Linked DNA regions of Homo sapiens: region 1 is linked to region 2. Evidence: chromatin loops called from intact Hi-C (ENCODE). Cell type or tissue: Caco-2. All regions are shown on one strand. Links, peaks and the distances in the headings refer to the core of each region. The heading gives the core; the rest is flanking DNA.

Evidence for each region. A loop is a pair of places that touch in the nucleus more often than their neighbours do. Peaks named below come from ENCODE experiments on the same cell type or tissue, not always from the same donor. Only the 100,000 strongest peaks of a DNase experiment are listed, where the experiment ranks them.
Region 1: a loop joins it to region 2, with 2.8 times the contacts of the local background. A loop is called at or near these places in 15 of 110 quality-filtered maps.

What each region holds. Positions count from the first base shown.
Region 1 is chr12:15,779,122-15,781,933 of GRCh38, forward strand. The region is part of intron 1 of EPS8 (EGFR pathway substrate 8, signaling adaptor); the gene reads right to left. Among named protein-coding and RNA genes, the nearest start is that of EPS8, 8.9 kb to the right of the region's middle. In Caco-2, for the core only: no CTCF peak of the experiment used is centred there; DNase peaks (open chromatin) are centred at 1,370 and 1,580.
Region 2 is chr12:15,711,682-15,714,493 of GRCh38, forward strand. All of the region lies in intron 1 of EPS8 (EGFR pathway substrate 8, signaling adaptor), which reads right to left. Among named protein-coding and RNA genes, the nearest start is that of EPS8, 76 kb to the right of the region's middle. In Caco-2, for the core only: no CTCF peak of the experiment used is centred there; a DNase peak (open chromatin) is centred at 1,260; H3K4me3 peaks cover 1,472 bases.

The DNA of each region.
Region 1 (2,812 bases), core at 207-2,706, 68 kb after region 2:
GTATGTGCCTCCAAGCCCGGCTAATTTTGTATTTTTAGTAGAGACAGGGCGTCTCTATGTTTGTCAGGCTGGTCTCGAACTCCCAAACTCAGGTGATCCGCCTGCCTCGGCTTCCCAAAATGCTGGGATTACAGGCGTGAGCCACCTTGCCCAGCAAAATGTAACAGACTTTTCACTAGCAAAGCAGTTAAAAGTATCTTCTATCTCTATCATCAAAAGTATATCTTTCTTTAAATTCTAAAAGAGCACTTAAAATCATCTTATTGTACATTCAGGTCTAAAATTACCATCAACTTTAAATGTCAAAATTATTGCAGAAAATTAGATAAACTGTAATCAATGTCTTCTCAAAAGAGACAGATTTTACACATATTTTTATTTGCAGCTTTGTTTTTCCACTTCAGATACTGGAAACATTCTATTGTTGCATTAAACCAACAAATATCTCAATAATATACATGTATTTCTATAATAAGGAATAACTTAGTAATATTCTAATGGTGTTAACAGAAGATAATTCAACAGCCCTCAATAAGGGACTTGAAAAATGTTTCTCCCTCATTTAAGTACAAACTTCTCTTCCTTCTATCAATCTTTTTTCTCACTATTTTTTCTTTCTCTTTTTCTTCTCCCCTTATATTAAAAACACAATTTTTCAATTATAGAACTCTGATCTCTTATCAAGCACATAATTCATTTAACAAGTTATTTTTTAGTACATTCCTAAATAGTATGTTTCAGGTTCTGTTCAGAAACTATGGCTTAGAATTTTAGACAGGCTTAAACAGGACTAGATCTGGCTTCATAGATTATTACATTCTTTTGTTGCTATGCTACTAAATGTAAGAATGGTTTGAAACAGGACCTCCAATTTCACCCAAAAACATGCAAGTTCTCTTTCTTAAATTCCATATAATCACTTGAGTATCACAGGACTGAAAAAGAACACATGAATTTGTTTGCTACATAAAGAGCTACATTTAGAAGGCCATGTGACTAGAAGAGAAGATTTATGCAATTCTTAAACAGGTTTGGTATCTTTATTCTCTTCTGCTACAATGTAATGAATACTCTATTGTATTGTTACTTACAAAAATGAAAAATAACTGCTCATTCAGTTCTTTCTAATACTCCCGTAAGCTCTGAATGTGGGAATGTGCAGAATTTCCCACCACTCCCATCATGCCAACCTATTCCGCACATGTCAAACATGCTCATCTTTCTACCTGGAGAGAGATGAGCGTCTCGCTTTGCCTCAAAAATTCATTCTATGAGACTCAAACATCACCTTCCCCAGTAAAGACTTTTCTGACTCCCTCGGCCACAGTGAGGCTCTCCTTTCTGCTATGTGCTGGGATAAACACACACACACACACACACACACACACACACACACACACACACACACAGGCATACACACTTTTCATTTAACATCCTCCATGGATAATAGTACCTACTTGACATTTCCACCTCTTTGATAAGAAAACCAAGGCAGATAAGGTCTGATTCCAAAGTCCATTGTTTGTTTGTTTTTTAATATATACTTCCTTCAGCTCCACACTGTACTAAAACGGGTGTCTGGCTGCCTCCATTCTCTGAGCCTTCTGACAACAAAAGGCAGAGATCCTGTCTTACTCATCTTTGTATTCCTGGTGTCTGGCACAGAACAGATACTCAACAAACACTCGATAAAAGATGAATGAATAAACAAATGAAATGTAGTAATGCTCAACTTCCTATGTGAGGAAAACTCATGCCCTTTTAAGTATTTATGTAAAAATATGATAATAAGTGCTAATTTCATTCAGCAAGCCTTTTGTGAGTGTGTCATATGGCTGACACATATGGTCATATGTTGGCCTTAAATACATCAGGGAACTTAACTGACTCAGTTCCCTGCCCTTGAGAAGCTTTAAATACAATGAGGGAAAGAAAGAAATAACTAGCTAATGCTACCATTATTTGCTTTATTTTGTCTAATTCCCCACAAATGTTTCTTTTTAAAAGATCCTCATTCTTTAAAACAACCGTGTTCCATCACCACATACCTCTGGTCAGTAGGATACAGATGAGTCAACAGAAAACAAAGCTAGAAGAATCTTTGTGGAGCTTAAATACACAAACTTTTTCGCTATTCTTGTTTGGCACAGTAGTAATTTGAGCAAGTATATAGCACAGTATTAAATAAAAGAATGTAATTAAGGACACTCTGGCCATCCTTGCCCTTTTTCTTTAATAAGGGCAGCACAACCAAGTGGAAAGGGCATGGATTTTGGAGTCAGGTCAGGGTTCTCATCCCAATTCGGTCCCTTTCTCCCCATGTGTGACACAAGTCACTTTTTCTTTCTGGGCCTATTCCTTTATCTGTAATTCTGAGATAAAGAAGCATGCCTTAAAGGGCTCTTGTAACAGTGAAAGAAGATAATGTATGTAACACCTGCCACACAAAAGGTACTATTATTATGTGAGCTGCTCCACCTGCTTCTTGAAGACTACTGGTTCTAACTTTAGTGCAACATTATAAATATTTCTAATCCTGTCCTACTCTGTTTTCTGTTGCTTATAACAGAATACCTGAAATGGGTAATTCTAAAGAAAAGGAATTTATGTCTTACAGTTATGGAGGTTAAGAAGTCCATGGTCGAGGGGCTACATCTGCTAAGAGCCTCCTTGCTGGTGGGGACTCTCCAAGAATCCCAGGACAACAGAGAGCATCACAGGGCAAGGGGGCTGAGTGTGCTCATGTGCTCACTCAAGTCTCTCTTCCTTTTCTTACAAAGCCACCAGTCCCACTCCCATGATAACCCCTTAA
Region 2 (2,812 bases), core at 103-2,602:
GGAACTTCACCTATTTATGCTACAAAAAAGCTGTATACAATATTTCTATGGGTAGTTAAAATTTGTGTAAATTGATAATGCTCTTTACAGTATATAAGGGTCTTAAGAAATAATAGTGACATTACAAGAAAATCAACACATCCAAGAATGTATTTCAAAAAAGGATCAAAACAGCCATAACCATGGCACCTAAACTCAAGAACCTACCACATTTCCCAAGACCAAAACAGTAACTTAATCAGTTATTTATTTTTGCTCTCTATCTAGTCTGTGTTACAATGTTATTAGCTCTTATTTGTTTTTAAATAGCCTTGCACTTAATTATTAGTGACAGAATAATAACAAAAAAGTTCCTTCTGAGTAAGATTAAATGTAATAAATCAATAAGAACTACTTATAGATCTTTATATATTATGAATTACATGTTTGTCACTAACTCAAGTTTGATATTTAAAACATCATAATTATAAAATTGAATATTTTGAAAGAGTTGTTTCTTAAAAGCTTCCATTAATTGACTATTTAAACATTTACAAGTTCCATTAATATACATGGGCTTTAAAAAAAAAAACTTTAAATACACATATTCAACTGTATTTTAGGTCCCAAGCAAAATGTTTACACAGAAATTTGGCAGTGTTAAATCTGTGGACTCAAAGCCAAGAACAACCTAAGAAGTCTAAACCTGGTTAATAAGCAAATTTTCATAGTACAACTAACATTGTGTAAACAATCCAAAGCAGTTAATATTTATAAGATAATCAATGTTTTGCATATAAGGTTAAGTTCAAAGTAATTTTTTAAACATTTCGTATATTATGCCCATGGATTCCCAATCTGTAATAGTCAACAGACCTCTTCTTAGCTATAATATGAGGGGAAAATTATTCTCTTAAATACCATGACCTAAAGGAAAGAAATCCTTTGAATCTCCACCTCTGTAAGCCAGAAGACAGGAGGCAAGACCCTGAGGAGACTGGGTTACCACTAATTTCACCAAGTTCAGAATCCACTTGGAATACTAAATGGGAAGTTAAAAAGCAATCAAAGGGCTTACTTGGACTAAAAGTATTGCTACATGTTTCAAGGTCTACAAATACCCTTTATAATAATTACGCCTTTGAGAGCCCTCCTTAGCAAAGAAAATATTAACAAATTCAAACTTACCTACCCACACAGTTCAGGAAATACTCCTCTAAGCAATCGTCCAGGCAATATTGAGAGGCCATTCCACTCAGTTTACTTATGTGCCAAGTGACCTTTGGCACAACGTCAGAAAGGGTGGGACTCTAAGCGTCAGTTTCGGCATTGTACTGTACCAAACAAAATTTCTGATTTGGTTTCTCTAGGGCGTTAACTAAGATTTCCTCCTCTTGTTAAGTAAGTAAACACAGCTACCACTACACTTCCAACTCTTGCCTAAGATGATTTTTTTTTTAAGTTTTAAATGGTGAAAATAATACTGGCTAGCATTGACTGAAAGCTTACTGTGTGGTCTAAATTAACGCTATATACACAGACACCATTATTACTCCCATTTTAGAGAGGTAGAATCTGAGAAACGGTAGTTAATAAGTAACTTACGGGAATTCCAGGTACAGAAATATGGCCAACTGAGCTCATGAAGACTTCCCACTACAGACACTAAGAAAAGAAGAAAATAAGTGTAACAAAATTAAATACATAGCTTTACTTGCAATAAAGATAATTCCCTGATGCTAAACCAAAGCCAGAACTGATGGCCAAAATAGTAAGCACAAAAGCATACACTGTCAGCTGTGGCCAACACTGGAGCTATGGGGATAATCACTGGAGTCTCTTCAGCACTTAAGTATAGATTGAAATTGGTAACAAGATGCCTCTTGAAGGAGAAAGAACAGAAGAAAGTGCTCCCTCAAGAGAGAAAGCACTCTGCTGGATTTCCAGCCCCATTAAACCTTCACAACTCTAAAGCAGTCCTGATACTTATGCAGGGACAGAAGGGGAGGCCCTGGGCACACGAGGTATAAAGTTGGTACTGAGATTCTTCCAGAAAACCAGGGCTGTCTTCAAAGGTCTATCCTCATAGTTAAAAAATGGTGTCGGGGAGGAGAAATTCACTCATAGTCATATTAAGACTTAAGAGAGCTTGTCTCTGAGAATCTGGGTGAAGAGGACAGGGGAAATGCTATAAATGCTATAAGAAATTAAAATCCTAAACCTATGACACAACAGTTTTGAAATGTGAATCTTATTTGTATGAGAATCTCCTAGGTAAAAAAATTAAGAATCTCCAATCTAAGGAATTAGATCCTGGGCCAGTGAAATCTGTAAAGTATCTAGAAGAAACAAACACAAAACTATTTTAAAGTGATGAGAGGTAAACAAGGCCCCACGGGATTTCTTTGGGTAGAAAAACCAAACCAAAACAAAACAAAACAAAAAACAATCCCCAATGAAGATGAGCTTATAAATTTAGAGATTACAAAATATGGAGAAAATGATTTACTGTGATTATTAACAAATATGCCAAACAGAAAATTGAGTGCTCAACTGATTTTTAATATGAAGACACCAAAAAAGTATATTTAAATTATTAAAGAAATGGAGAGAGAAAAAAGAGCCTATAAAGAACATAAAACTAAAAAATCTGTATGTTTTATAAAACCAAATTATATTTGAATAAAGATATGGCACAGGCTGGGTACAGTGGCTCACACCTGTAATCCCAGCTCTTTGATAGGCCACGGGTGGGAGGATCCCTTGAGTCCAGGAAGTCAAGAGCAGCCTGGGCAACATACCAAGACCCCATCTCCACAAAAAATTCAGCAAT